Linked DNA regions of Mus musculus: all the other regions are linked to region 1. The links are chromatin loops, found by intact Hi-C in ENCODE. Cell type or tissue: left cerebral cortex. All regions are shown on one strand. Links, peaks and the distances in the headings refer to the core of each region. The heading gives the core; the rest is flanking DNA.

Evidence for each region. A loop is a pair of places that touch in the nucleus more often than their neighbours do. Peaks named below come from ENCODE experiments on the same cell type or tissue, not always from the same donor. Only the 100,000 strongest peaks of a DNase experiment are listed, where the experiment ranks them.
Region 2: it touches region 1 in a loop (6-fold over the local background); 36 of 42 quality-filtered maps call a loop at or near these places.
Region 3: a loop joins it to region 1, with 2.6 times the contacts of the local background. A loop is called at or near these places in 8 of 42 quality-filtered maps.

Annotation. Positions count from the first base shown.
Region 1 is chr5:143,034,109-143,041,319 of GRCm38, forward strand. The region is part of intron 13 of Rnf216 (ring finger protein 216); the gene reads right to left. It overlaps Gm43380 (a long non-coding RNA gene), which reads left to right and starts at 4,883. Exons shown (of 3, transcript XR_003955828.1): 1 at 4,883-5,320. In left cerebral cortex, for the core only: a CTCF peak has its summit at 3,261 (motif pointing left); DNase peaks (open chromatin) are centred at 3,256 and 4,943; H3K27ac peaks cover 878 bases.
Region 2 is chr5:142,936,606-142,943,816 of GRCm38, forward strand. No RefSeq gene overlaps it. Among named protein-coding and RNA genes, the nearest start is that of Fscn1, 20 kb to the right of the region's middle. In left cerebral cortex, for the core only: CTCF peaks have their summits at 3,959 (motif pointing right) and 4,519 (motif pointing left); DNase peaks (open chromatin) are centred at 1,552, 1,841 and 2,406.
Region 3 is chr5:142,891,943-142,899,153 of GRCm38, forward strand. Fbxl18 (F-box and leucine-rich repeat protein 18) reads right to left here and starts at 3,296. Exons shown (of 5, transcript NM_001033312.3): 1 at 3,168-3,296. Gm38733 (a long non-coding RNA gene) reads left to right here and starts at 3,362. Exons shown (of 2, transcript XR_003955825.1): 1 at 3,362-3,525; 2 at 5,763-7,211. In left cerebral cortex, for the core only: CTCF peaks have their summits at 3,306 and 4,429 (motif pointing left); a DNase peak (open chromatin) is centred at 3,311; H3K4me3 peaks cover 1,588 bases; H3K27ac peaks cover 1,095 bases.

The DNA.
Region 1 (7,211 bases), core at 1,191-6,190:
TTACTAAGCTGCTTCTGCCCTGTGACAGACACTCTCAGGGTTAAAACACTGTGAGTGGTATAGGATGGGGGCTGGTCTGAGGCAGGGCAGTTCCTACCACATGTTACAGCTGTAGCAGTGGGTGTGACTCAGTGTCTGCCTGCTGTCAGGCATGGCACAGGAATAGCCATACCCACTCAGCCCAGAGGCTGGAGAGGTCTGAGGGGTGACATGTTGTGGCTGAAGGTGCACAGGAGTCAGCAGTTGACAGGAAAGGGCACGCTCAGGCATGGCAGAGGAGCAGAGTGGTGGCTGGGGCAGGAAGGGGTCAGACACTGAAAGGAGACCTGGATTAGCAGGCTGCTGGTGCTAAACGCTACAGGCAGGAGCCAGAAGTCAGGCGGAGTGGAGAGAGTATGAGGATTTGATGGCTGAAGAGGCAGAAGTGGAGATGGTGGATCTGCTGCCCCCTTTGCTCTCCCTGGGTCCTGCCTGCCCATTGTGCATATAAACTCAACCCAGGTTTACACATAAACACAAGCATTAAAAAAAAATCTTTAAAAAAGGGTGGGCAGTACCCAGATTTTTAGAGCTAGAAATTTCAGAAGCCAGGTACTTAAAATGCAAACACCTTCACAAAGGGTACTTTGCAAGAACATCCACTAAGTATTTTTTGGGGGGTGGGGGCCATTTTTTTAAAAAAGATTTATTTATTTATTATATGTAAGTACACTGTAGCTGTCTTCAGACACCCCAGAAGAGGGCGTCAGATCATGTTACAGATGGTTGTGAGCCACCACGTGGTTGATGGGATTTGAACTTCGGACCTTCGGAAGAGCAGTTGAGTGCTCTTACCCACTGAGCCATCTCACCAGCCCCCTTGTTTTCATTTTTAATTACATGTATGTGTACCTCTATGTGCACAAGTGCAGGTGCTCTTAGAAGCCAGAGGCATCAAGTTCTGCTAGAGATAGACTGGAGTTACAGGTGGTTGTAGGATACCTGATGTGGGTGTTAAGAACCTAGAAGAGCACCACGTGTACTTAGCCCGTCTCTCCTGCCTCAAGTGCTCTTAGTTCATCCTCACAGCAACTCTGTGAGGAAAGTCCTGCACTGTAAGTCCTGCACAGGTGCGTGTTTTGAAGGAAATGAGAAAAGCAGCTAAGACAGTCATGTTACTTGGCCAAGGCCATGGAGCTGTAGGCTTGCTCTTTCCCCTCTATTCCCACGGCTTCCCTATGTGGGATCTGTGGGCAAGAACAGGTCATTGTTTAGTGGAAAACTCAAGGTATAAGGGCACAAGGCAAGCTGCGAGGTCCCAGTGGAATCTCATGTGGAGGCCACAAATGGGCCATTGGCAAAGCTGCCTGGTCGCAGCTGCACAAGACGGTGCTTCCTGAGAATGGCCCAGTGAACAGCAGGATGGAATCAGACCAAATCTGAGGCTATTCTTTTTTTAAAGATCACCATAGAGCCTGCTAAACAAAGTAACCTTAAACTGGCCACAAGGAAGTGGCTGTTCCTCCCACCTTCAGTGACTCTGCACATCTGGTGGGACAATAGAAAGAAGCATGGACAAAGAAAGGCCAGAGCCAAGGATCAGCCAGTCACTCCTCATGACGCGACAACCCTGAACCTTTCCTGTGAAAACTCATCAATTGTCTCTGCAATAGTGGCTAGGACTCTGACCATTAGGATTTTTTATTTTTGTGATTTGGGAGTCTCATCATATAGCACAGACTAGCCTATAGCCCAGTCTTCTTGTGTCTGCCTCCTGAGTCTTAAGTTAAGACAAGTGTCACTGTGACCAGCTGTTTAGGATCTGCTGGTGATTATGATTACTACTATCAAAAAATTGGGTCAAAGTTCTGGTTCAGGGTGATATTTGAAATGGCAATGATTTCTGTATTGAAAGGAATGAAAAGACTCTTCACTCGCCCATTCTTGCCTCTTCATCCACTGCTACTGAATGCCAATCCATCTGTCAGGGCATCTCTCTGCAAAGGGCTGAGAGAAGGGCATTATGAAGTCCCGCCCTCTCCATCTTCCTTTAGGATTGTGGGCCCTTATCAGGTCTTGGGGTTCCCTGAGAACTGAGCATGATAAGTTCAGGCCAGGCAAGGGAGGCACTGCTGCTCCACCCTGAGGTTATCTGGGGAAGCTGTTGCATACAGAGAGAATGGAAGGGGGACTGAGGTGTGATTCAGACCTGGAGTGAGGAGCCTGGAGAATGGCCAAGGCCCATAGCCTCTTGCCAGTGACCACATCCTCTACATCAACCCATGGCTAGATGTTTCAAATACCAGAGAATCTGGGAAACCTTGATGACCCTGAATTTTTGGGACATTTGGCTTACATGCCATTACAGTATTTCTCCTTATCTTCCTTCGTCTTCTCCCCCCCCCCCCCCTTGGATTTTTCAAGACAGGGTTTCTCCATGTAACCCGGGCTATCCTGGAACTCATACTGTAGACCAGGCTGGGCTCAAACTCAAAAGATCTGCCTGCCTCTGCCACCTGAGTGCTGGGACTAAAAGGGATGCACCACTACCACCTGGTATGGTCAAGTTTTTTATTATAATTATTATCTTTCATTATTTATTTAAAAGATTTCTATTTATTCTATATATGTGAGTGCACCATCACTGTCCTCAGACACACCAGAAGAGGGCATTGGATCACATTACAGGTGGTTGTGAGCCACCATGTTGCTGGGAATTGAACATAGGACCTCTGGAAGAGCAGTCAGTGCTCTTAGCCATCTCTCCAGCACCTATTTATTATGTATGTATGCGTGTATTTATTTACTTATTTATGAAAAGGTCTCCTTGTAGCTCAGGCCTTGTATCTATCTATCTAGTTTCAACTTCCCAAGTTACAGGTTCTATGTTCCTGCTCTTCTCCCACTTTTTCTAAAAAGTGGTACGTGACAACCAGCTCACACCTTTCCAGAAGTTGCACTCTACATCCAGGAGTTTTCCCTGCTTCAAAACAAACCATTTCTCAGAACTTCAACCTGGGTGTGGTCAGCTAAGTGCTGCGAATCTTGCATTCATCTTGATTTTCTCTTTAGCAAAAGGGCTTCTGAAGGAAAAGATTTCCCTTAAGTTTTAGAAATGTTATTAACACACACTAAAGCTGAAGTGTGTGTGCACTGGACAGATACTGCACTACTTCTCAGTAAAGGAACCACTCAGCATCACTCCCCATAAGGCTAGAAAGTCAAGCACCTCTTTCAGGAGGATCTGGGTTTCTGTCTTAATGCTGCCCTCTAGGGACAAAAGAGTGTAAGAGCCATTTGGTTTCCATCTACCCTGCTTTGGAGACTGGATATCACTTCTAGGGATATCAGAGTCACAGGACGGCTTTCTTCATTACAGTTGGGATCAGGGTTCTGAGATAAAGTGGCTGGCAAAGCCTTCCTGGCATTAGTAACAGTTCAGTTTGCCTTTATCAGAACTGACTTCATGTCAAACCCACCAATTCCTCCCCAGAAGTTAATAAAAGCTGAGTCTGGTTTCTCTGAGGTCCTTCAGCAGATTATTGACAACACCTGGACAAGCAAACATTTACACAGAAGCTTACAAACATCCACCTGAGTTCCTTCTAGGCACCATAGGTCCTATTCTGGGGATAAAAAAGAATCTTGTGCCTGCCAGGAAGTTACACTGGTGGGGGATCATGACATGTTAAATAAATGAAATACAAATAAGACAGCATTATAAGTACTAAGGGGATAAATTCAGGCAGGAATGTCGTAAGGATTAAGGTAGAGGGCTGAAGGTCACAGTCACGAGGTGGATGGTAGAGAAGACCTGTATTTGAAGTAAAGAAGTAAGCTAAAGAAATGCTAGACAGGCATCCAACTGGGATATATTAACTAACAGTTATCCTATTGGTACAGGTGAGTTTTTGTCTATATTTAGGCTGGAAAATCTAAATATAAAACTGGTGGCTATATGTTTCCTAACTATGTGCATCCTGAAGGCTCAAGCCCCATCTTGCTGTCTACTACTATCTTTTACATTAAGAACTGGGCTTTGGGGAAGAGGATCTGTCCTGGCTGAGCCTGCTCTCCTGTTACCTGACCACGATCCCCACTCAACTGGTTTTTTTTTTTTGAGCCTTAAGAAAATGGAATCTCAATGCCAGGCAACTTTAATCTCTGCATTTGGGAGGCAGAGGCCAGCGGATCTCTGTGAGTTTGAGACCAGCCTGGTATACAAATCAAGCTCAGGACAGCCGTGGCTCTGTTATACTGTGAACCTTGTCTCAAAAAAGCAAACCACACCAACCCAATCCAAACAAAAAACCAACCAACCAGCCAACCAAACAAAAAACCCAACCCAACCCAAACAAACAAAAAAACCCTTCTACTTTCCTTTTTGTGTGGGTGTGGTGCAAGTGTGAGGTATGTGTGCACACATGCCACCAGCAAGCAAAGTTCAGAGGAAAACTTTCAGGGGTCGCCTCTTATCTTGTTTCTGCTGCACTGTGTCCCCAGGCTAGGTGCCCACTAGCTTGGAGTCTCCTGTGAGCTCCCATCTTGCAGAAGGAGTGTGGCGAGTACAGATGCTCACTAGTGCATCCTACTTTTTCTCATGGGTTCCTGGGATCAAATTTAGGTCCTTTGTTTTTTGTAGCAAGTGCTTTTACCTGCTGAGCTATCTCAACTAGCCCAAGTCTCCCCTTCTTGTGGTTTCCTGAGACAGACAGACAGACGGTTTTATGAAACATATTTTACTGTTCCCCATCCTGGGTAAACAGATTGGCGGTAGAAGTGACAAACAGTTATGTTTTGCAGTCACAGACTCTGAGTCCTGATTTCAGGTATATTTTGGGGTTGCTAACTGGAAAGTCCCATTGGTTTTCCTTCCACTTTTATTTTTGAGGTTTAAGTCTCCCCATCTGCTGCCCAATCTACTGAGAGGAACAGAAACCAGTCAGTATGTGTGAGAGGAGCTCAGGCTTCAGTGATGGAGACAGGCTGGAGTTCAACGCCTTGGTCTGCTATCTTCTGGGCAGTGCAAGGACCAGTGAGGGTACAGCTCTTGACTCAGCAGACGTCCTAAACACAGACTTCATGGAGTGGCCTGGCTCTGCCTCTTTACCTCTCTGACAATTCAGTACCAACAAGCCTGATGGCTGCTAGCTTATTCTTTTAAGACCTGCTTCCTGAAAATGACTAGAGATAGTTCATCCAGGTATAAACACTGGTCACCAAGTTCTCGATACTCAGGGTGAGCAGCTGTGTCTTCATCAGGGGACTTCACACTGCAGTCTGGGAAGCCCTGCCTCATTTGATGAGGTCTTGCTGATCCTTTGATACCTATTCTGATCAGGTGAGTTCTCTGGAGATTCCATTTTTGCCATCAGTAATCATGGGGAAGTTGTGGTCTTTCTTTTTTCTTTTCAGTATGGATAAAGGACTAGCACAGTTCATGCAATGTTCATGAAACTTTCACCCATTTGGCTTCAAATGAAGTCTACCGAGTTAACAAGAAGACCTTGATTTTATTATTCTTGTTGTTGAGATATAGTCTAACTGTATAGCTCAAGCTTTCCTGAACTCACGATGTAGACCAGCTCTGAGATCTCTGAACTCACAGAGCTCTGTCTTCCTGGAATTGGGATCAAAATATGTGCCACTAGTGCTCTGTGTCTTAATTATGTAGCCCTGGCAGGCCTTGGAGTAATAAATGCATAATAAATAAATAGCCCTGCCTTTGCCTCCCAAGTGTTGGGAATAAGGTGTGCCACCACTGCTCAGCTTGCTCTCTCTCGCTTGCTCTCTCTCTCGCTTGCTCTCTCTCTCTCTCTCTCTCTTTTAAGACAAGGTTTTTCTATGTAGCCTTAGCTGTCCTAGAACTAATATAGACCAGCTTAGGATTTGGGAGCTTAGGCATGGAGATTAACATGAGTTCCAGGCTAGCCTGGTCTACATAGTAAACTCCAGGCCAGTTTGGGCTTAAACTATTGTCACAAACGGAGCCTTTATTGAGTCCTTCTCAGGGGTGAAGGCCCAGAGTGACTCTGCAGAACCCTGTGCCAGTCTCTTTGTTTTCATCCTTATTTTTTTCCTTACAGCAACAGCTCTGAATGACAAAGATAGACAACAGGATAAAGCGTCACCAAGAACAGTGTAACTCTTGCCCACAGACCCAGCTAAGTGCTACAGGCTCAGCAGCTGAGGCACCGAGTGAGAGTCAGGGCTTGTGCTGATGTATCACTCGCCTCCTTTGGTTCCACTGTAGCCCTAAATATAACCATGCTAGTTTTATGTTGTTTTCCTAACCACAAACAGACAAAATGTTGGTGTGTAGATGTCAAGGGACCAAACTGTATTTGTCCCTATAAAATCCATGTGTTGAGCTTTGAGCTCTAGTACCTGAGAGCATGACTATATTTGGAGACTGGACCCATAAGTACAAAGGATATATCTCAGTTAGTGTGTAAGTATGTGCAAGACACTGGGTTCAATATACAAACAAGGTGCAAAGTTAAAATGAGTCTGGCACATTGGCCCTAATCCTGACTTCTAACAGGAATTGACTGTGGATCCTGTCCTGAGGACAGAGAAGGTTCCAGTCCAGAGTTCACAGAATTTATGTTGAATTAAATCTGTAGTTATGGTACTTAGTGTAAATAAGTGCCTATTACAACTTATTTAATTCAAGTAAGTCAGACACAGTTGAGAAGTAGAAATTAAAGGTGATCAAGACCCTGTCACTTGACTTTTAGCAGAGCATTGTCTACATCAAGATCTGTGATTTCAAATGCCTGTTTGAGAAGCAGCAACAGCAGTTGAAAATCTAACAACAGGCATGACCAGCAGCTGCCAGGCAGGATTCATTTCCATTTCTAAATTTAAGAGACTCAGAAACTGAGGATTTATGTGAAATCTGGTTTCATGTGGTACAGGTAACTACAATACTATATATTACGAGTGAGTACATTTGGTAAGATCCAGGGTACATGTGTACTAGAGGCCCAGATTACCATCTCTGGGTATGCATTTTACAGACTGGGGACTTTCTGGCAGACCTGAATAGCATGGCCCTGAGTGTGCACACACAGAGCTGCTATGCACATATACAATTTGCTGTGGCCCTTACCTAGCCTCAAGCCCCTCCTACCTTTGCACCATTCAAGAGAATGTTCTCCTCCTGCTCCACTCTGACTGCTTAGCCTCCCTAAAGGGTTACTGCCACCAGCCTGCATCCACAAAACACT
Region 2 (7,211 bases), core at 921-5,920, 98 kb before region 1:
AAGAATTCTGAGTTCTAAAAGGCAAAATATCCCAGGCCTGGTTGTGAAGGCCTTTAATCCTAAGGCTTAGGAGGCCGAGGCAGGCCGATCTCTATGAGTTTGAGGCCAGCCTGGTCTGCCTAGTAAGTTCCAAGACAGCCAGGGCTATGTAGGTATGTAAAGAGATTCTGTCTAGATGACCTGAGTTTAATCCTTGGTATGCACACGAAAAACTGGATTCAGGGCCATGCATCTGTAACCCCAGAACTCCTATAGCAAGACGAGAGAATGAGACAGGAGAATCTCCAGGAAACTGGCTCGCTGGCCAGCTAGCCTAGATAGGGGAAGAGTAGCAGCAGAGAAGAGATACAGGAAATGTTCCTGTGCTGGGTGTGTACACTGGCGATGTGGCACAAGCCTGTGACACAGGCTTATAGGAGGCAGGGGCCAGCAGTCTCTATGGGGCGCCAGGAGTCCAGCTTTTCTTTTCTTTTCTTTTTTTTTTTTTTTTTGGTTTTTCGAGACAGGGGTTCTCTATGTAGCCCTGGCTGTCCTGGAACTCACTTTGTAGACCAGGCTGGCCTCGAACTCAGAAATTCGCCTGCCTCTGCCTCCTGAGGCTGGGATTAAAGGCGTGCACCACCACGCCTGGCTTTTTAAAAAGATTTATTTATTGTTATATGTAATTACACTGTAGCTGTCTTCAAACATACCAGAAGAGAGCATCAGATCCCATTACAGATGGTTGTGAGCCACCATATGGTCGCTGGGAATTGAACTCAGGACCTTCGGAAAAACAGTCAATGCTCTTAACCACTGAGCCATCTCTCCAGCTCGAGTCCAGCTGAACACCTAAATCAAGCCCCCATGTTATATGTGTGTGTGTGTGATCATATATCATATAGCCTAGGCTACCCCTCAAACTCTGTAAGAAGGCGAAGATGACCCTGAACTCCTGTCACTTGCTTCTACCTTCTGAATATTGGAAGTAAAGGCCTGTCTTGCTTGGCCTTTACTTGCTATTGTTGTGACAGGGCCTCTCTGTGTAGTCCTTGCTGTCCTAGAGCTCCCTATGTAGACTAGGCTAACCTTGAACTTACAGAGATCAACCTCTCATTGCCTACCGAGGGCTGGGATTATAGGTATGTTACAGGCTGGCCTCAGACCCGTATCATGCCTTCTCCCTCAGCCTCCCCTTTTTTTATTTTTCCCAAAGATTTATTTATTTGTATTTATATGAGTACACTGTAGCTATCTTTCAGACACACACCAGAAGCATACATTGGATCTCATCACAGATAGTTGTGAGCCACCATGTGGTTGCTGGGAATTGAACTCAGGACCTCTGGAAGAGCAGTCAGTGCCCTTAACCATTGAGCCATCTCTCCAGCCCCTCCCTCAGCCTCCTAAGGACAGGGACCACACACTTTTCAGCTGATTCAGACCCCACCCGCATGGATTTTACCTCCAAATGTATCCCAAGACACCAACTCCGTTTTCCCTGCTTTGGTTTAAGAGACTCTGGGTTTACTCGAGTGCTGTGTGATTTCACAAAAGTTCGCAGCTTCTCTGGGCTCCCACGCACCACGTAGGCACAGAGAAGGGACTGTGGCTGCTTCGACTTGTAGGAGTTGGAAAATCTTGCTTTCCTGGATCTCACTGGATTTAGAAAACCAAAATTTGCAGAAGCCTTTCGCCTCTGTCCGGGTCAGAAGCAGCCGATTCTGATCTGCTGAATTCTCAGCGCCCTCTGCAATGGGAGACCAAGGGTGGAGGTAGACACCACACACAACTGGGGCCAGGGGTCAGAGAGAAACTCCCTGGTCTGCAGGCATCTTCTTCCCAGAACTCTGAAACAAACCAGTTTCCCCTGCAAGCTCCGCCCACGCTCCTGACCTCAGAGTCCGGAACTCTCCAGATTGGTCCATCTCTAGTCGTTCCTAACCACAACTAACACAAAGAAATTGGCAAGCTTTGCCACACCCACTTCGCCAGGCCACGCCCACGAGAATACTGGCTTCCACCACCACATCTGGCTTAGGAGACAGATGTGGGACATTGAACCCAGGTTCTTGGGCCTGCGAGCAAGCATTCCACTGACTGAGCTCCAGTCCCAACTGTTTGTTTTTCTGTTCTTGGGGTATCTATAACCCATACTGGCATGGTATAACTCATGGTAATCTTTCTGCCTCCACCTCTTAAATGCTTGGATTAGAGTGGGTGTCCCTGCAACAGTTTGATTATGTTATTAGACTTGGTCTACAGGGAGGCCTGAAGCCAGCTCCTACAGTGTGTGTGTGTGTGTGTGTGTGTGTGTGTGTGTGCGCGCGCGCGTGTGTGCCCACGCGGCGCACGCGCACACACGAACACACACACACACACACACACACATAGATACAAGGACGCAGGCCAGAGAAGTACACCCACTGAGCCTGGAGCTAGGTTGGTAGCCAGCTGGTCCTAGAGTTCTCCTGTCTCCACAGCAACCGTGGTTACAGATCCTGACTTCCCTCATGGATGCTGGGGATTTGAACTCAGTTCCTCATGCCTGTGTTTCAAGTATCTTACCCACTGAAACATCTCCCCAGCTTCTCCTGTGTCCTAATGACATGTCATATGGCTTTTCTTTTCACAGCTTGCCTATTTGAGACGATATTTTCCTTTTTTTTTTTTTTTTTTGTTTTTTTGTTTTTTGAGACAGGGTTTCTCTGTATAACCCTGGCTTGTCCTGGAGCTCACTTTGTAGACCAGGCTGGCCTCGAACTCAGAAATCTGCCTGCCTCTGCCTCCCAAGTGCTGGGATTAAAGGCGTGCGCCACCACCGCCTGGCGAGACGATAATTTCTAAAGGTACAAACAAAAATTTGGAGTCTGGTCGTGGCTGGTCATAGCTGAAATAATCCTGGCACTTGAGAGGAGGGGAAGGGTCAGGGTTTGGCGGTGTGAGGCAGTGTCCAATAAAGGAAAGCAGAGGGGACCTCCATGATGGCTCAGCAGGCAAAGGGGCGCGCTGCCAGGCCTGCCAACCTCAGTTTGACTCCCGAACCCTCAGAATGGAGAGAACTGATTCTCGAAAAATGTTCACTGATCTCTACATACGTTACCAAGGTGCACACACACACACACACACACACACACACACACGACTAATTGAAGCAGAACAGGATAGCAAATCAAAGACAGAGCTTGGTGGTGCTGCATGTCTTCAATCCCAGATTCAGAGGCAGGCTGAGCTTTGAAAGTTGGAGGCTAGCCTGGTCTACAGAGGGAGTTACAGGATAGTCAAGGCTTCAAACTTAAAATGTAACTGACAATGGCCTTGAACTCTTGTTTCTCCAGCCTCAGTTCTGGACTACAAGTACTGGGATTACAACACAAAGAAACTTTGTCTCAAAAACACAAAAACAACAACCCTCCCTGCCCTTCCAAAAATCCATGAGCAAACAAACGAAATGAAGGCAGGAGCCTCCTGTTTGAGGCTAAGCTCCCTCAATGAGTCACAACCCAAGAGAATAAAAGTCAAAAACTCAAGTGGCCATGCTGAATTTCAAGTGACCCAGGGAAAAGAACTCACCTGTTGTCTGATCTTCGGAGAAACTCATAGATGAATATATAACAACCCCGCTTTCCAGTCAGGCCAGTTTAAATCATCAGGTATTGAAGTTCTTTGCTTTAATTATAACCAAAAAGTGTTACCATAAGACACCTGGGTATCAATCTCTTGAGTGTCCTTAGTTTTCGACTCCCAAGGTCCCTCTTTCTCTAAAGCCAGCCCCTCCCTAATGCAGCAGGACAGCCTACCCTTAGTAGATCTTTAAGTTAAAAAAAAAGGTGAAGATTTATATATTTGTTTGTTCGCCTGCCCATCCATCTACCCATCCATCCATCCATCCATCCATCCATCCATCCATCCATCCATCCATCCATCTATGAGTTTTACTACCTGTGTACTGTATGCATGTACATCTGCTTACCAGAAGAGGGCATCAGATCCTAATGTAGATGGTTGTGAGCCACCATGTGGGTCCTGGGAACTAAACGAGGTCTCCAGAAGGGCAGCCAGTGTTCTTAACCTCTGAGTCATCTCTCCAGGCCCTGTTAAGTGAAACTTACTGTAAGTTTTCCTTCCTGCTGCCTTGTCTCTCTCCATTTGCTTCTTTCTTTCTTTACTTTGTGGTGCTGGAATCCCTAGGCCATACTGACTTTTTTACTTTTTAAAAACTCAGGAGTGGTAGCGCATGCCTTTAATCCCAGCACTCGAGAGGCAGAGACAGGAGGATTTCTGAGTTTGAGGCCAGTCTGGTCTACAAAGTGAGTTCCAGGACAGCCAGGTCTATACAGAGAAACCCTGTCTCGAAAAAACAAACAAACAAACAACCTCAGGAGTGGAGAGATGGCCCAGCAGCTAAGAGCATCCGTTGCACTTGCAGAGGACCCAAGTTCAGTTCCTAGCACCCTACACAGGTGTTCATAACCACCTGTAACTCCAGCTCCCGGGGATCTGACGCCCTCTTCTGGCCTCCTCAGGCAACTGCATGCATGAACCACCCCAAGACACACACATACATTTAAAGATAAAGTAAATCCTTTAAAAAATTCATTCATTCATTCATTCATTCATCCATTCATCCATTCATCCATTCATCCATTCATCCATTCATCCATTCATCCATTCATCCATTCATCCATTCATCCATTCATCCAGAGACAGGGCCTCATATATCCCAGACTGGCTTCAAACTCAATACACATCCAGGCTGGCCTTGAACTCTTTCCCCTGCCTCCACTCCTGAGTGTTGGGGTTGCAGGCATGGAACAGCATGTCTTATGACTTCTAGTTTTTAAAATTTGTTTGTTTTTATTTTTTGACACAGGGTCTCCCTATGTAGTCTTGGCTGTCCTGGAATTTGCTATGTAGACCAGGCTGGCCTTGAACTCACAGAGACCCCCCTGCCTCTGCTTTCTGAGTGCTTGAATTAAAAGAATGTGCCAACAAACCCAGGTTGTTAGTTTTGTTTGTTTATTTGAGAATCCTAAACTATCTCTAGAAAGGAAAAGGTGGGTCTGGGAGGTGGCTCAGTGGGTAACTTTTATGTGTGTTTGTGTGTGGCCACATGAGTTGGAGAGACAGCTCAACAGTTAAGAGTGCTTGGTGTGGGCTGGTGAGATGGCTCAGTGGGTAAGAGCACCCGACTGCTCTTCCGAAGGTCCAGAGTTCAAATCCCAGCAACCACATGGTGGCTCACAACCATCTGTAACAAGATCTGACTCCCTCTTCTGGAGTGTCTGAAGACAGCTACAGTGTACTTACATATAATAAATAAATAAACCTTAAAAAAAAAAAAAAAAAAGAGTGCTTGGTGCTTCCCAGAAGACCTGAGGTCAGTTCCCAGCCAGCATCTTCATTGGGTGGTGCACAACTGCCTGTAACCCCAATTCCAGGGGACCTCACACCATCTCCTGGTCTCCATAGGTACCACATACATGTGGCACACACACTTACACACACACACACACAGAGGCACCACATACAGGTGACATACACTCACATACACACTCACACGCACACTCACACATACTCACACACAAGTACCACATACATGTGGCACACACTCACATAATATACATACACACACACTCACACACGCATGTATACACATAAATAAGAAATTAAAAATAATTTGAAAATTAAAATTATTTTGTAAAACAGTAAAAAGGCTGTGGGTGTGGCTCAGTGGTGGAGCACCTGCCTATTTAGAAGCCCTGACAAAACAGAAAACAATTTTAGGTTCCAGATAATTTCAGGCTGTCTTGAAACTTGCTCTGTAGACCAGGGTGGTCATGGACTCCCAAGTGCTGGGATTAAGGACATGTGCCACCACTGCCTGGCTTCTTTCTTCCTTCCCTCCCCTTCCCTCCCCTCCCCTCCCCTCTCCTCCCCTCTTCCTCCTCCCCTCTTCTTTTCTTTTCTTTTCTTTTCTTTTCTTTTCTTTTCTTTTCTTTTCTTTTCTTTTCTTCTCTTCTCTTCTCTTCTCTTCTCTTCTCTTCTTTTCTTTTCTTTTCTTTCCCTCTGTTATTTGAGACAGATTTTCCTGTAGCCCAGGTTGGCCTCAAACAGACCCCAGGTTTGTTATTAACTCTGGATCCCCATGTCTGTCCCTCTTCCTAATGCTGGGATAGCACTGTGTATCCTTGGGTCTGGTTTATCAGGGTGGTGGGGATGGAACCCAGGGCCTCCAGACCGCTAGCCCAGCACTTTGCTGCCTGAGCCACATCGCAGTCCAGATCCCCCTTCTTTTGTGCTCACAGGATTCCGCAGACCTCTCACTTATCCCCAGGGAACAACACATCTACCCCTGCAGGAAACCATGGTGACTTAGGATCTGGGAGGATTAGAAAGGGCTGGGCCTGGGACCCTGCAAACTGGCTAGTGCTGATGGGGTGGGGTGGGGTGGGGGTGGGGACGGGACTTGTTCTCTCTTGCAGATAATAGGCTAAACCTATGATCAGAGGTAAAAGCCCACTCCAGGCACAGTCCTGGTGTGGTTCTGCCCTCTGTTGAAGGGATGGCTTCTGGTTTTTATACCCCCTTACCTTGCACTTGACTCATGATAGAGAAGGGCAAGTGCCTTTGCCAGGGTCACTGGCCTGGGATGATGGCTGTGAAGTTGGAGACCCTGCCATAGCTGGCGCACCCCACCTGGCTCTGGGATCCACCATTGCTCGAAGATAACTGCTTTCAGCCACACGTGGTGGCACAAGTCTCTGATTTCAAGACTAAGGAAGCTAAGAAGGCAGGACTGTAAGTCTGAGGACTGCCTCGGCCTAAAGAGCAAGGTGCTGAAAGAGTGAAATAAGAAGAAATAAGAAAGGGGAGGAGGGGGAGGCAGAGGCAGGCAGATTTCTGAGTTTGAGGCCAGTCTGGTCTACAGGGTGAGTTCCAGGACAGCCAGGGCTATACAGAGAAACCCTGTCTTGAAGAGAGAGAGAGAGAGAGAGAGAGAGAGAGAGAGAGAGGGAGGAGAGGAGAGAGGAGAGAAGGAGGAGGGACTAAGTAAGAGGGAAGAAGGACGAAGGTGGGAGTAGGGAGGAAGAAAGGGAGGGAGGGACGGACAGATGTCTCTGAAGTCCCTCTATATGCCAGGCAAGTGCTTTACGAATGAGATATTCCCCAAGTAAGCTTTTTTAAAAAATAGATTAATTTATTTACTTTGTGCATATAAGTACAGTACA
Region 3 (7,211 bases), core at 845-5,844, 140 kb before region 1:
GAGCCCAAAGCACTGCTTTCACCCCCAACCCCAGCCGTTCTCTTCTTCACTGGACCCTAGGCTGTCACACTGAGAATTACCCTGTGAATCCTACACTTGGGAGGATGAGGCAGGACTACAGAGTAAAGGCCGGCTTGGTCAGCAGTCCTCCCCACAAATCCAAGCGGAAAATGAGAAGTCCTACCCTTATGATTTCCCCTCCTCCCTCCTGAGTCCTCCATCCACCGCCAGGCAGTTCGCAGTCCGGGCTTTGGCAGCGGGTTTGTCAGCATGACTTTGAACCCACAGTCTCTCTTCCTGGAGAGATGCCTTACTCGTACGGAGCTTGCCATACAAGCACTAACACCTGAGTTTGGATCTCCAGCACCCTTGTTAAAAGCCTAGAGTGGCAGCTTGCAGCTGCAGTCCTAGCAATGGGGAGGTGGACACAGAAGGATCCCTGAAGATGCCCAGACAGTCAGCCTAAATCAGTGAGGTTCAATGAGACCCTGTCTCAAAATACAAGACGGAAGGGCTGGAGAGAGGATGGCTCAGCTGTCAACTGAGCTCTTACAGAGGAGCCAGGTTCAGTTCTCAGCACCCACACGATGGTTCACAACCAGCATTAACTACAGTTAAAGTCCCAGGGGCTCAACTCTCTTCTGGCCTGTTGGCACTTTGTACACACGGCACACGTACATACACACAAGCAAGCACTCAAACACACATTCACATTAAAAAAAAAAAAAAACAAAAAACAACAACAAAGCCGGGCGTGGTGGCGCACGCCTTTAATCCTAGCACTTGGGAGGCAGAGGCAGGCGGATCTCTGAGTTCGAGGCCAGCCTGGTCTATAGAGTGAGTTCCAGGACAGTCAAGGCTACACAGAGAAACCCTGTCTCGAAAAACCAAAAAAAAAACCAAAAACAAAAACAAAAACAAAAAAAAAACACACTTGCTGGGTGTGGTGGCACAAACCTTTAATCCCAGCACTTGTGGGGACAGAGGCAGAAGGATCTCTGTGAGTTAAAGGCCAGCCTGATCTACATAATGAGATTCTGTCTCAAAAATAATTAATTAAAAAATGCTTTCTAGGGCTGGAGAGATGGCTCAGTGGTTAAGAGCACTGACTGCTCTTCCAAAGGTCCTGAGTTCAATTTTCCAGCAACCACATGGTGGCTCACAACCATCTGTAATGGGATCCAATGCCTTCTTCTGGTGTGTCTGAAGACAGCTACAGTGTACTCACAAAATAAATAAATAAATACATCTTTTATTTTAAAAAATGCTTTCTAAAGTAAAGAGTGCTTGTGGACATCCAACATTGATTTGGGGCCTCCACAAGCACTCCCACATTCGAGAGCACGCACAGGAGCCAAGCACAGCAATGTGGGTCTACAGTCCTGGCTACTTAGGAGGCTGAGACGGGAAGACACCTTGAACCTGTGAAGTTGACAGCAGCCTAGGCACCATAGCAAAATCTAATCTCAGAGGCTCAAACCTTACTGGCTGGCTATGTTGCTCACTCAGGGAACAGAGGAGCTTTTGAGTCAGGACTCCATAGGATCACACGAGCAGACATGTCTATTTAATCCCTAGGACGTAGAAGTCATTGAGAGCTACTAATACAGCAATACTATCCTGGAACTCCTCTTGCTAGAGACATAACTTTCTACCACCTCACTCCTCTCTCATTAGTCTAGAGCTGGACCACACACTCTCTTTCCTGTCAATCAAAGAGACACTTCTGAGTCCAGTTTTCTTCAAAGAAAGAGAAGCTTCCAACAGACCCCAGACATAGTCCTCATACCCTGGAAAACACTTGTAAGTCTCACTGGATAAATGCAAGGAAACTCCTAGGACTTAAAAGTGTGCCCAGAGATCAGCAAGACGGCTAAGTGAGCAAGAGAGCTTGCCTTGCAAACCCGATGACCCAAGTTCAAACCCTGGGACCCACATAAAATGCTGGATGCAGTGACCCACATCTGCCATCCCAACACTGCTAGCGCAAAGTGAGAGGAGGAGATAGGGGCATCTGTCAAAAGCTCACAAGCCAGCTACTCTGGAGTATACACCATCAAGAGAGATCCTGTCTCAACTGGGGGGAAAGGCAGAAGCGATAATTTAGTACTACTCTTTCGGAGGACCTGAGTTCGATTCCCAGTACCCACACTGGGGAGGCGAATAACCACCTGTGTAACTCCAACACCGGGTGCACATGATCCTCTGGTCTCCTCAGACACCTGTACTCATGTACACATACCCACACACAGTTATACATACACACATACACACACACACACACACTAATATAAACCAGATAAAAGGCAACAACCAACTCTTCAAAGTGGTCCTCTGACTTCCACATGTACGCCACGACACGCACCCATGACATGCACATGCCAGTACTCACGCATACACACACGCTAATATGATAAATAGGTGTACCCCCAGATGCGAGTACCTAGGAAAGAACAAATATAACTCAAGATAGGGAGGAAGGCAACAGGGAAGCTACCAGGTGCTCCCCTAACCCCCGCCACGGCCCCATACTGTCGTCTGCAGAAAAAAATACTGCACACCCGTAACAAGACGCAGTGGGATTCTCCAGCTGACCTAGATCATAAAGCTCTGGGGTCAGTCCGACGCCCTATCACACTCCCGCGCATCACAAGTAGACTCCAGAAAGAAGTGGGCTGCACTTAAGCTGATAGAAAAAAAGAAGAAGCCAGGGCTGGGAATGGGGTCGAAGCCCTGAGTTCCACCCTTAGCTGCACATTAACCACCGCGTGATGATGCACACCTGTAACCCCAGATTTACAAAGGCTACAATAGAAAGATTGCTGTACGTTCAAAACCAGCCTGGGCTGCACACTGAACTCCAGGCTAGACTGGGCTACAGTGTAAAACAAACAAGAAAACACAAGCAGAAGGGACAACGTCCCATAGCTGCGAGGGCAGAGCCAACACACAAGGAGACGGGGGAAAGGCCTGGAAACTCAGCAGGCCACGTGAAAGGGTCCATTCTGGCCATCGAGATTGTGCGCCTGGGAACAGATGGGGTCAGGAGAGGAGAGGGCCTGGTAGGAGGGTAGGAGACGGCAAGGATGGGCCTTGGAATAAAGCCAGGGTCGGGAGGGAAGCCCAGAGGGGACTCCAGCCGCCGGGGCTGGAGGTGCAGGTCGTACCTCTCCGGAGCTAGCCGCCGGAGCTGCAGCCTCACAGTCCCCCAGCCTGCCAGCGTAGGGATGCTCGAAGCCGGCGCGGCCACAGCTCCACAGAGACCCCGGTAAGGGGCGTGGCTGCGGCGCACGCCTAGACGTACTTCCGCTTGCGCCCGGATGGACCCGGTGCGGTCGCCATGTTGGGTGTGGCATAAAGTACTCTCAGGATTCAGAGGCGTCCAGAAGGTCACGAGTGACCAGTCTCTTAAGCTACCTCCGCAGTTTCTTGCTGTCGCTCCAACAACATGCGTTCTGCTCCAGGCCTTTGCATTTGCCATTCGCGCTACACACTGCGCTCCAAGTCATCTGTCACAGCGCTCAGGTATCCTAGATAACCATAGCAACCTTCATGTGCACACGCTCCTGAATTTGCCCCTCATCTTGCGTTACAACTCTCAATAGCTCTTTGCACCGCCTGACTTGCTAAGCCTTTTTGCTTGTTTTGAGTCTCACTCTGTAGTCCTGGCTGTCCTGGAATTAGCTATAAAGACCAAGCTGGCCTTGAAGTCACAAAATCCGCCTACCTCTGCCTCCCATCTATGCCTAGGCCACTGTTTATTTAATGTATGTGAGTGCACTGGAGCTGTCTTCAGACAAAGTTTCTGGGAATTGAACTCAGGACCTCTGGAAGAGCAGTCAGTGCTCTTAACCGCTGAGCCATCTCTCCAGCCCCATCTTGTTTTGTTGTTGTTGTTGTTGGTTTTTGGTTTTGTTTTGTTTTTTTGTTTGTTTGTTTGTTTGTTTTGGGTTTATCGAGACAGGGTTTCTCTGTATAGCCCTGGCTGTCCTGGAGCTCACTTTGTAGACCAGGCTGGCCTCGAACTCAGAAATCCGCCTGCCTCTGCCTCCCGAGTGCTGGGATTAAAGGCGTGCGCCACCACGCCCGGCTGTTTTGTTTTTTAACACTACTGAGGATTGAACCTAAGGCTTCCTTTCATGCGTGCTAAGTAAGCACCCTGCCTGTACCCCCATAACTAAGCAGAGAGTCTGCCTGGTACTGTTCTTTGCATGTCAACACTGAACAAATAAATATTTGCTGAATAAATGAATAATAAATGTTTCCACGGCGTTTCCAGTTAAAAATGGTTTCCTAGAGCTCGTGAAATGACTCGTCAGGGAAAGGAGCTTGACTCTGACTGACCACCTGAAGTGAGTTTGATTCCAAGGACCCACACGCTGGAAGGAGAAGACTGCCTTCTAGAAGCTGCCCTCTGGTGTCTGTGTCTGCACTGGTCATGCACATGTGCTCTCGCTCGAGTGTACACAGAGAAAGAGTCAGGAAGGAAGTCCAGATGGTTTAAAATTAAGATAATAGTTTAATGGGAGCTGGGGATGTAGTTCATTTGAGTATTTGTCTAGCAGATACATAACCCGGGGTTCCGTCCCTGGCACTATATAAACCAAACCAAACGGAAACAATCTTAGGACTCAGAAAGTGGAGGCAGGAAGACCTGCAGGTCAAGGTTACCCTAGGCTATATAGTGAGTTTGAAGCCAGCCTGGTCTACATAGTGCGTTTCAGGACTGCCAAGGCTATAGAGGAACTAATACACCCTTCTTCCCTTGGGACACATAACTAAAATAATAATTATAAAAATTAATCAAATTATGAACACAGCAGGAAAGCTGAGTTTGAAGCCCCTGGTTAAACCCTCCAGTTTAGCATTGTCATCTACTACAGAGAAGAGAAAATTTACGAGCAACAGGAAGCCACAGAAAGGGGTGGGCACAGGGGTGAGTTGGAGCCACTGATGGAGCCCGATCGCTCGACATCAGCTGATTCTCACTGTGCCAGATAAAGATGGCCACAAATGTACACCCCAGCCCATCTCCCACCACTACCATCAACACTCAACAACTTCTTCCCTTTTCATTTTTAATTATATTTCTTATTTTACATTGTGTGGGGAGACAGAGAGAGAGAGAGGTGTATAGGTGCATGTAGCAGGAAGCACATGCAGACGTTGAAGGACAGACCCGGGGAGTCAGTTTCCTCCTTTGGCAGTGGTTTCTTTTAAAAAAAAAAAATTATTTATTTAATGTATATGAGTACACTGTCGCTGTCTTCAGACACACCAGATGGTTGTGAGCCACCATGTGGGAATTGCTGGGAATTGAACTCAGGACCTCTGGAAGGGCAGTCAGTGCTCTTAACCGTTGAGCCATCTCTCCAGCCCCATCAGCAGTGGTTTCTTTTTTTTTTTTTTTTTAAAGATTTATTTATTTATTATATGTAAGTACACTGTAGCTGTCCTCATATACTCCATCAGATTTCGTTACGGATGGTTGTGAGCCACCATGTGGTTGCTGGGATTTGAACTCAGGACCTTCAGAAGAGCAGTCGGCGCTCTTAACCACTGAGCCATCTCGCCAGCCCCAGCAGTGGTTTCTATTGGCTGTCGTCAGGTCACTTGTGCGGCAGATGCTCTTCCTCAGTGAGCCGCTTTGCAAGCCCTTTCCAGGTTTCTTTGCACTACGGTATCATAAAGCTTAGACTGGTCCGAAGGTTACTATTTATTTCAGGCTGGCCTCCAACTGCAGCTCCTCCTGCCTTTCCAAGTTCCCAGGTGCCAGAGTCACAGATGTGTGCCATCAAACTTGGAGGCACATTATGCAACAAAGGAGGCCAATCAGAAAAGGCTCCCAGCGTGGGACTGGATTCCAGCTCAAGGACATTCCAAGAAAAGCCAAGACTGTGACACACTACAAAGATATCACTGGCCTGGGTGGAGACCAGTGATACAAGGCTTGTCTTGAAGTATCTTTCAAACTGAAAAAAAGAAGAAGAGAGTTGGGCTGCCAAGGTGGCTCAGAACCCACATAAAACTAGAAAGAGAAAATAAAGTTGTCCTCTGGTCTTCACGTGCAAACAGTGGTTTGTCTTGAAGTGACTAAGGTAACGCCATCTTGTCTGCCTCTATTTTGTATCTGCTTAGACACTTCTCAGCTCCATACTCCCCAACAGCCTCATTGGCCTTGGCTACATACATATTTGGCATCTCCATGACCTTGAACATGGTCCAGATGCATTAGCCCAAATAATTAATATTTATACAAACGAAACATAAAAAACCAAAAGTCAGAAACTAAATACACTACTTAATATAAAAGATCTGCTAAGTTAATTTAGATTTTAATAAAAGTGCACTATAAAAGAACACATAGGCTTGTTCTTAACCACTGAGCCATCTCTCCAGCCCAGCGTGAAGCACGGGTCCAAGCAAAGCAAACGTGGCATTGGGCTTGCCCTCTCCCTTGCTAAACTACTAGATTCTTAAAGCACCAAGGTCTAGTGCCTTATTTGGCTACTTACTTATGCCTGCCTAAAACTCCAAGGTCCAACTATCAAAACACCAAGGTCCAGCAATCAAAATTCATTCTTTGGTTACAGTGACTAGAATATCTAATCAGGACTTCCCACCTCACCCCAGCCAAGACCTTTTCTCCTTAAAAAGTCACTTTTCTTTGTCCAGTCCAGATTTACTACCCCACCGTGCCTTCAGGGTAGTGAATCTTTGTGCTGAGAATCTGGTGTCTGAGTGAGTTCTCTGCCAAGTCTCAGTAGATTATTTTAAATTCAAGGCCAGCCTGGTCTACATAGTTTCAAGCTAGCCAAAGCTACAAAGTAAGACCCTGTCTCAAAAACACTTTTTTAAAAATCACTTCCAGGAGCCCTATGTGGTAGCTCACACCTTTAATCCCAGCACTTGGGAGGCAGAGGCAGGCAGATTTCTGAGTTCAAAGCCAGCCTGGTCTACAAAGTGAGTTCCAGGACAGCAAGGGCTACACAGAGAAACCCTGTCTCGAGAAAAAAAAAATCACGTCCAGGATGAAGAGATTGCTCAGTAGTTGAGAGAGTGTGTGCTGAAGTTCCAGAGAACCTGAGTTTGGTACCAGGCAAGACATCCTCAGACCCCTGCACATGCCTGTGTCTAAACACACACAGACAAACATTCACACGGGTATGGATGTCTTGCCTGCATGTGTATCTGTGTATCACATGCATGTA